Linked DNA regions of Homo sapiens: region 2 is linked to region 1. A link is a loop called in an ENCODE intact Hi-C map of the cell type or tissue named here. Cell type or tissue: dorsolateral prefrontal cortex. All regions are shown on one strand. Links, peaks and the distances in the headings refer to the core of each region. The heading gives the core; the rest is flanking DNA. Region 1 overlaps PARD3B (par-3 family cell polarity regulator beta). Region 2 has its middle 180 kb from the start of ICOS.

What was found. Peaks named below come from ENCODE experiments on the same cell type or tissue, not always from the same donor. Only the 100,000 strongest peaks of a DNase experiment are listed, where the experiment ranks them.
Region 2: it touches region 1 in a loop (2.7-fold over the local background); 1 of 110 quality-filtered maps calls a loop at or near these places.

Annotation. Positions count from the first base shown.
Region 1 is chr2:204,623,518-204,627,922 of GRCh38, forward strand. All of the region lies in intron 1 of PARD3B (par-3 family cell polarity regulator beta), which reads left to right. Among named protein-coding and RNA genes, the nearest start is that of PARD3B, 80 kb to the left of the region's middle. In dorsolateral prefrontal cortex, for the core only: a CTCF peak has its summit at 1,776 (motif pointing left); a DNase peak (open chromatin) is centred at 1,834.
Region 2 is chr2:204,114,546-204,118,950 of GRCh38, forward strand. No RefSeq gene overlaps it. Among named protein-coding and RNA genes, the nearest start is that of ICOS, 180 kb to the left of the region's middle. In dorsolateral prefrontal cortex, for the core only: no CTCF peak of the experiment used is centred there; a DNase peak (open chromatin) is centred at 1,882; H3K27ac peaks cover 2,181 bases.

The DNA.
Region 1 (4,405 bases), core at 84-4,083:
GTGTAACTGAAATTATGCAGTCCATGACCTTTTGAGAATGACTTTTTTTTTCTACTTGGCATAATGTCATTGAGATATATCCAAGTTGTTGCATGTATCAATAATTCATTCCCTTTTTCTTTATTGTGGTAAGAACACTTAACATGAGATCTGTCCTCTTAACACTTTTGAACACATTTTAAGTATATAATACAGCAGTATTAACTATTGGCATAATGCTCCACAGCAGGTCTCTAGAACTGAATTATGTTGCATAAATGAAGAATTTATACCCATTGAATAGCAACTGCTTATTTCTCCCTGTCCCCAACTAACAGCCACCATTATACTCTGTGCTTCTATGTGTTTGAGTACTTTATGTACCTTGTGTAAGTAGAATCTTGCAGCATTTGTCCTCTTGTAACTGGCTTATTTTGCATACCATAATGTCTACAGTTCTGTCCATGTCATTGGCAGGACTTTCTTTTTAGAGGCTGCATAATATTCCATGGTATGTATATACTACATTTCTTTATTCATTCATCTGTTGGTGGACATTTAGAGTGAAATGTCCATCATTTAGAGTGAAAAGGCAGCCTGGGGAATGGGATAATGGGTTATATCCAAAATATGTAAGCAAATTCTATAACTCAATTGAAAAGAAAAGAAATCCCAAGCAATCTGGTTTAAAAAGTTGTCAAAGGACTTGAATAGATATTTCTCCAAAGAAGGACCTATGAATATGGCCAACAGGTATATGAAAAGATGTTCAAAATAAAAATCTCAATGAAATATAATCTCACACCAAGAAAACAAAAGATAGGTGTTGGCAGGGATGTGGAAAAATTGGAACTTTTGTACACTTGTTGGTTGGAATGTAAAATGGTACAGGCTACCGTGCAAAACAGTGAAAACTACTCAAAAAATGAAAAAATAGAAATATGTAATGCAGCAAATCATACTTCTGGGTACCTATACAAAAGAATTTAAATCAGAATCTTGAAAAGGTATTTGCATTTCCATATTCATTGCAGCATTTTTCACAATAGTCAAAATGTGGAAACAAACTCTTCTAATTGTTGAGTAGTGTTCCATGGTGTGGATATACTCTAGTTTGTTTAACCATTCACCTATCGTGGACATTCTGCTTGTTTCCAGTTTTTGGTTATCATAAATAAAGCTGTTATGAACAATCACAGATAGGTTTTGTGTGGACAAAGGACAGAATTTTCATTTCTCTGAGATAAAGGCCCAGGGATGTGATCTCTGGGCCATATGTTAAGTGTATCTTTAGTTATTTGGTAAACTGTCAAACGATTTTCCAGAGTAGCTGTACTGCTTTCTACTGTCACCAGTAATGTATAAGAGATCCAGTGTTTCTCTATCCTCACCAGCATTTGATATTGTCACTATTTAATTCTTCGGTCATTCTAATAATTGTGTAGTGATATCTCATTGTGGGTTTAGTTTACATTTCCCTAATGGCTAGTGATGTTGAACCTTTTTTTGTGTACTGATTTGCCTTCAGCTAAATCTTTCTTAATGTCTTTAACCCATTTTCAATTGGCTTTTGTTTTCTACGGTTGCATTTTGAGAGGTATTTTTATATTCTAGATGAGTCCTTTGTAAGATATACGGTTTGGAAATATTTTTTTCTCTGTAGCTTGTCTTTTCATCCTCATTTTTATTTATTTAAGGTAGAGATGAATCTTTTACCCAGGACAATTGTTGTGGATTCAAAAATAAAAATATTGAATGGTGCCATGCCTGCATGCCCTCTGCTCTGTTAGAGATTCATGGGCAGAGGAAAGAGTGCCATCTACTGAAGCTTGGGCATCGGTTCTCCATGACAGCAACTGACAAGGGAGGGCAAGGAACATGCTCCTTTAAGATGCGGCTGAGAGGGCCATCCACCATTCATGTAGAAAGCATCACTCTTGCAATTTAGTGGAAAACCACAACTGATCCCTGCCAGGATAAGGGATTGTTGTTGACTTTGTACACTAAGTCTCTTGAAGCATTGACAATGAAGAAATTAAATAAAATACATGACATTGGTACCCAGCTGATTTCAGATCTCTCTCCTGCCTCAGCTTTCTTCGTTCCAATTAATTAAATTCTTCTCTCTAATTAAAGCAATACATTGCTATTAGCTCTAGGTATATTTATAACACATGCCTTGAAATGACATTTCCAAGGAAGACTGATCTAACCTTTGTTTTCGAACAAGTTATTTAGGTTATTTATAGATTTTTAGCTTTTTAAAATCTATGAAACGCTCATTTCATAATATTCCACATATAATGAAAATTCCTTCCTTTTTGGAAGAAATAGGTGATGATTTACTGATGTATCACAGCTGTATTACCATCCTTTTCTATACTTTTTTAGTGTTGCAGAGACTAAATATGCTTAAAATTACAAAATTTGAGATTGGTTCACTTAGATGTATAGGGTATATTATTTTGAATTACCATGGAGTAGGAAATCCTAGTTTTCTGTATGTGAGATAAGTGGTAGCTTTAATATTTCTGGCATAAAGACTCATCAGTCATTTTTTGGAAAATTTAAAGTATTAATTTTTTGACTTTAGTTTTATAGGAGTACTTAAAATTTGGTAGGTGAACAATTAGAAGTAGTAATCCCCATGGACTGACAATTTGGGTGAGTTTGGATACATGTCTGGGTGGCAGATTTTTGAAATGCCCTAATAAATAACTAAAGAGAAAGCCAACACCACATTACATGTTTGGCAAATCAGTTTTCTGTGTGGTACTCTTTTCCCCTCAAAGTATGGCAGGGAATCTGATTTCAAAAATTAAACATACTCAGCTATGAATTCCTTGCCTTTTTCCTTACTTTTTTTCTTTTCAAGAGCCTATTTTACTGAGAAGCAGTGTAGCTGCTTTCACATTCATCTGCTACTACTGTGGCAAATGTTTCCACCAAAAATGCTTGATATTGCTATTTGGAGTACCCATGAATTTAAAGGAAGTAGACATAATTATACATTATTTGAATACAGATAGACGATAAATATGATTTCAAGTTTTTTTTTTTACATATTTAAAAAAAGTCTGGGTAAAAACAAACCTGTTAGAAATATGAAGCTCTGAAACAAAATTCTAAAAATCTGTAGTAAATGTATTTTTTCCCTCTGTATTTTTGGATTCTTAAAATCCTCTTCTTTCAAACTTTTGATAAATACAATTGAACTTTTCAATAATATCAGTTTTGTGATGTGTTTGTTTTATTATCTAGCTTTCCCCCACTCCCAGTTTTGAAAGATTTATTTTCCCCCAACATTTTCTATGATTTTTTTTTCAAAAGTAAAGCAAAGTTAAAAGAATTTCACAGGAACACCCAAATGCCCAACACCTATGATATGGTTTGGTTCTGTGTCTGCACCCAAATCTCATCTTGAATTGTAATCCCCACATGTTGAGGGAGGGACCTGTAATCCCCACCTGTCAAGGGAGGGAGGTGATTGGATCACAGCGATGGTTTCCTCCATGCTGTTCTCATGATAGTGAGTTCTCATGAGATGTGGTGGTTTTGTAAGTGTTGACAATTCCTCCTTCACTGGTCGTCTTCTCTCTTTCCTGCCACCTTGTGAAAAAGGCATTTGGTGCTTCTTTGCCTTCCGCCATGATTGTAGGTTTCCTGAGGCTTCCCAAGGCATGCAGAACTGTCAGTCAATTAAACCTCTTTCCTTTATAAATTACCTAGTCTTGGGTACTATCTTTATGGCAGTGTGAAAACTGACTAATACAACCTAGATTCTCTCTGTTAATCCATCTTATATTTTGATTCATTCTAAAGTAAATTGCAAATGTTTGGCATACAAGTCAGTTACAGTTCAACATTATTTATATTTTATTTAAAATTTTCATAACAATAGAATGTACATATCTTATGTGTACATTAGCTAAGATTTGAAAAAACTGTACAACTTAGTAACCCAAACTGTTATCAAGTTATAGAACATTAGCATCACTCTAGAAAATTCCCTTATAACCCCTTCAGAATCAGTTTCCTTCTCCCAAAAACAAGTTAGCTTGTTCTAGAATTTCATATAAAAAGAATTATACAGCACACACTATTTTGTGCCTGGCTTATTTCACTAAGCTTAATGTTTTTGAGATCTATTCATGTTGTCATATTTATTGATAGTTTTTTTCCCTTTTTGTTCGTAAGCATTATCTCCTGGTATGAATATACTATGTTTGTGCTAATGATGGGAACCTGGAATTCAAGGCTTTTAATCCCAGAAAAAGACTTTAAGATTGTGAAATAGCATTTCATTAAAAACTACTCTTTCATCATTTGTATACAGTTATCTCTTAACTGCAATTTTGAAAACTCTGACATTTGTATGTAAATTTTATAATCTAGATCAAGCTTGTCCAACCTGCAGCCCCAGGTT
Region 2 (4,405 bases), core at 269-4,268, 510 kb before region 1:
TCACATGTGCTCCTCCTGTTTGCTGTCTTTGGTTCCTGCAGGAAAGAAAATCACAGCAGATTTTGCGTGACCATGGTGCACACTCAGCCATCCAAACTGCTAGAGAACAATCGAGGGCTTTAGGGGAGGCGTTATCTGAGACTGTGGTTTTGCCAATTTCCTGTGTATAAATAAGCCAGGAAATTTAACTGAAATGATGTGGTATTGGTTAGATAACATAGATTTATGTAAAATTCATTATCAGATCCTATTGATCTAATAACCTAAGTGGCAAATCACACTGTGCGTAGTGGCAATGGGGTACGGAAAACACCTTATGAGAAGAGCACATTATGAAACCTCGCTTTGCGATCATCCAGCAGATTCCCTTCAGTGCATCTCAGTTGAAACTGAACTTCTGACCCCATTAAGAATGGGGTACAATGCATGCACCTTTCCTCCATCTATCTTGGCTGCTTCTGCTCTGCCTTGAGGACTTGGCTTTTGACAAGAACACACTTCTTCACAGAGGTCAGTGTGTCCTGATGTCAATCTCCTTCAGCACATTTTGCTCAGGGTTCAGGTCTCCCGAGTTATGAAAGGACGATCAGATACAGGCAACAAAATGACAGACCAGGAGGTCACTGGTTAAAGGGCTGGCATTGATTGTTTTGCTAGTGATGTTTCTAATTCCCATTAACTTTCACTAAGAATTATGTGTATGGAGCATGAGGAGGAGGCACGCTTATTAACTGAGTGTTACTCTCCCACTGGCAGTGAATACTACCATTTATTAATGAAGCTGCATGCTCTCAAAACATCTAATTGTAAAGATCATAGAATTTTAAACCTAGAATGGGCATTAGAGATCATTTAGTCAACTCCCTCACTTTAAAGAAGAGGAAACAGGTCCTGGGAGGCTAATCACTTACTCCAGGAAGGTCATTTAGTTAGTGGCAGAGTCAGGGCTCCACCCATACCCCACCCCCACCTATGCCACACTGACAAATTAACAAGTTTTAAATAGCTTCTAACACTTTCGGAGCCAGAGTGTGAAGTTCAATCTGTACTGCATATGGGTGCATATGGAATTTGAGGCATATTTAGTGGCTAGAGGCTATGGGCAGGTTATCTTTTAAAAATGCAAATTGCTATGTACTAAATAAAATGAATGTAAGTTTGAGGAAGTTCGTTCAGCTGGAGCTAATAGGCAATAGTGTTAATTAGTCCAAGGGAATGGGTCCAGTTTCCGCAAGGGCCAATTAGCTTCATACAATGGGGAAAAAAAAAGACTGTTTCCTAGACTTGGACTGTACCCCAAACTCAGCCCGCCTTGTCCCTGGGGAAACCAGGTGAGAGAGTGAGAATGACACAGCACAAATTCCCCTCCCCTGCTGGAAAAACAACTCAAGGCATTTCTCAGTGGAATCACCTTCCTACATTCAGGACAGATGTTTTGGAAAAAGTTGTATTAAGGCTGAAACATGGGGCTTCCTTGGAGCACATTTTCACACCCATTCTCCTCCCTTCTTTATGAAATGATGGTGACAGGGATTTTTACTGGAGTTTTGCAGATTAGCATCAAAGACCCAGAGAGGTAAAGTTATATTTTTTCACCCAGACGCAGGCAGTGAGAGAGAGCATTGGTTCAGGAGCTGGACCCAAGTCACTCGGACTTTTCATTGAACTAGATACAGCTTACCATAGGCACAGAGCTACCGCTTTCCCAACACAAAGAGGAAAAATGAAGGCATTCTGAGCTGCATTGATGTACTGGGTGTTTGCCCAGCTAGAAAGCCTGTTTCTTCTCCGTGACTGGGCCAAAAATAAAAAAAAAGAAACACGTGGTCACAATTCAACTGCAGTTTTCCTTGGCAAAATATAAACAGGCCCAAATGAGAAGTCTCCTGTAGTGCTGCCTGAAACGGCCCTGGCCCTATTTCATGAGTCCAAAATCAGCGACACATTGATGAGGATGGGGGAGGAAAGAGTGAGCACAGCAGAGAAAGGAAACTTTAAAATACACAAGTGAAGGCACAGCACATACAACTTCCATGTCTGTCTGGCCCTTTTTGGTTAATTATTGCTTATTTCAGGCCATGACTGTTTGTACAATGGTGACCTAGTTTATCCAGATTGGCTTTATCCTTTACAGAAATAACTAAAAATTTGTCAGTATCAAATGTAAAGCAGTCAAAAAGAGGCACCCAGTGTCTACAGATATTAAGTGGAGCCAAGCAACTAAGTCATAACCTTAGACACTTTACAATGTTCTCCCAGATAAAGCAGATTTTAAGCACCATAACTGAGATTGCTCCTCATTTTAACTATATTGTCTTTTGACAACATGAACACATTAACTATTGTTCAAAAAGATTTTTATACATCACTACACAATTCAGCCAGCACTTAGATTGAATTCTATTTAATCCAAGAATTCCTGACCATAATGCAGAGAGTTTGGGCAGCTTCTCTTTTACTCTTACCTAAGGTATTTTATTAAATGCTTATGGTTTCCGTGAAACTTATGTTCATAACTGAACAGAAAGCAGCCAAGACAAGCAAGAATAGCTTCTCAATGGACATTCTTTTTCCTGGCATCTCATATCCATTTGGGTGGGAGTTCAACAACAGGCTAGCAAGTTTTTCTCTTTGGGCCCGTACCAGAGGCCTGATCTCATCTGATTGTTCAGTGCTAGCATGGTGAGGTTGGGAATTATAATTGAGAACCTACTGACAATCAGGTTATTGTTTGATCTAAGCTGAGATGGTAATAGAAAGGTCAAAGTTGTTGGAAGGGGTGCAGGTATCATTTGGTCTAGCCCTCAATTCTTTCCAGTCTCTCTTCCATACCTCTATTTATAGGAAATGCACTTTTCCGTGAGGAAGCCCATTCTAGTTTTGGCCACTTCTAATTGTGATAAAGTTGTTCTTTAAAATAAGTGAAACAGGAAATTTTCCGTGACCCCTTGGGGCACCTCGCTTACTCAGCCTGCTGCAGTTAACCCCTCACGGGAGGGGGAGCACTCAGGTGAGTGGGTGCAGGAGCCAGGACAAGTGTTTCTGGGCACTGGCAGGAGCAGAACTCTGTGCAGCCTCACAGCAGCTTCTGGAGCCCCAGAGGGCATACGTTACAGTGCTCTTTTAGCTTTGCCATCCATGGATAGCTTAAGTGTTAAACAACTCAACTGCCCACATCCGTGGCTCCCAAGCTCTTGTTTGGTGTCCAAGAAGAATCAGGTCACATGAACGAATTGGAGAGTAGTGAATACAGAGGATTTTATTGCTGATGAAAGTGGCTTTCAGTGGGAAGGGGAGCTGGAAAGGGGGTGGAGCAGGCAGGTGGTCTTCCCCTGGAGTCTGGCCATCCCTGACCAGGCTCTTCTCCAAAGTCCCACCGTCAAGCCATCCTTCTGAAGTCAAGCTGCTTCTCTCTGACGTCTGGCTGCTTCTCTTCTCTCCTTCTCTGCTGCTCCTCTGCCAGTGGAGCCTGGGGTTTTTATGGGTATGGGATGGGGGACGGGGTGGGCCAGGGTGGTTTTGGAAAAGGCAACATTTGAGTGGGAAAATGGGGATGTTCTCACTTTGGGCCACGGTTCTAGGCTTGAGGGTGGGGCTTCACCAGGGACCCCTTCCTTTTCTGCCTAGAATTTCTCTGCCTCCTGTTCCCATCATAAGGAGATACTGGCTTCTTATGTAACTTTGAACCACTGGTCCTGGTCTGCCCCCTAGAACCAAAAAACACAAGTTCAATCCCTGTTCTATCTTATAGATATTATGTATTAAAATCCAGCTATCTTTAACTTATGAATTTATTCAGTTTGCAGCTTATAGTGTCTATAGTGTCTTATTCAAAGTTGAATAGACCTGTATCTTCCCATAAGGAGTCTTCAGTCCATTTGTGTTCATGTCTCTTCTTCAATCTAAAATCTCTCAGTTCTCTCAACTTTTTACAAAACACAGAAACTTCTGTAATTTGGTTCTCCTCCTCTAGACTTCACAAGGAAAATATTATTACTAATGATAGTTATTGAGGATCCACTGCAAATTTGGTCCTGGACTGGGTTCTATAATAATCCTAACTATTCTGCAAGGTTAGTATTAGGTGAGTATTAGTCCTAACTATCCTGCAAGGCCTGTATTAGCCACGAGGAACTGCGTGGCTCATAAAGTAAGTGATCTTGGTTCACACAGCTAGTATGCGCTAGGTGGGCTATCTGAACAAACGTTGACCCCCAAACCTCCAGTTTGAGACTGTGTGTGTGTGTGTATGTGTGTGTGTGTGTTTAAGGGGTAGCAACTGGAATTGAAGATAGTGCATTGTCTCTACCTTGTTCATAGTAGAGAAGACCATCTCCCTTATATATGAAAGCAAATAGCTCTTAGTGGTAACACTTTCTTTTGGGTACTTCACTACATCACATAA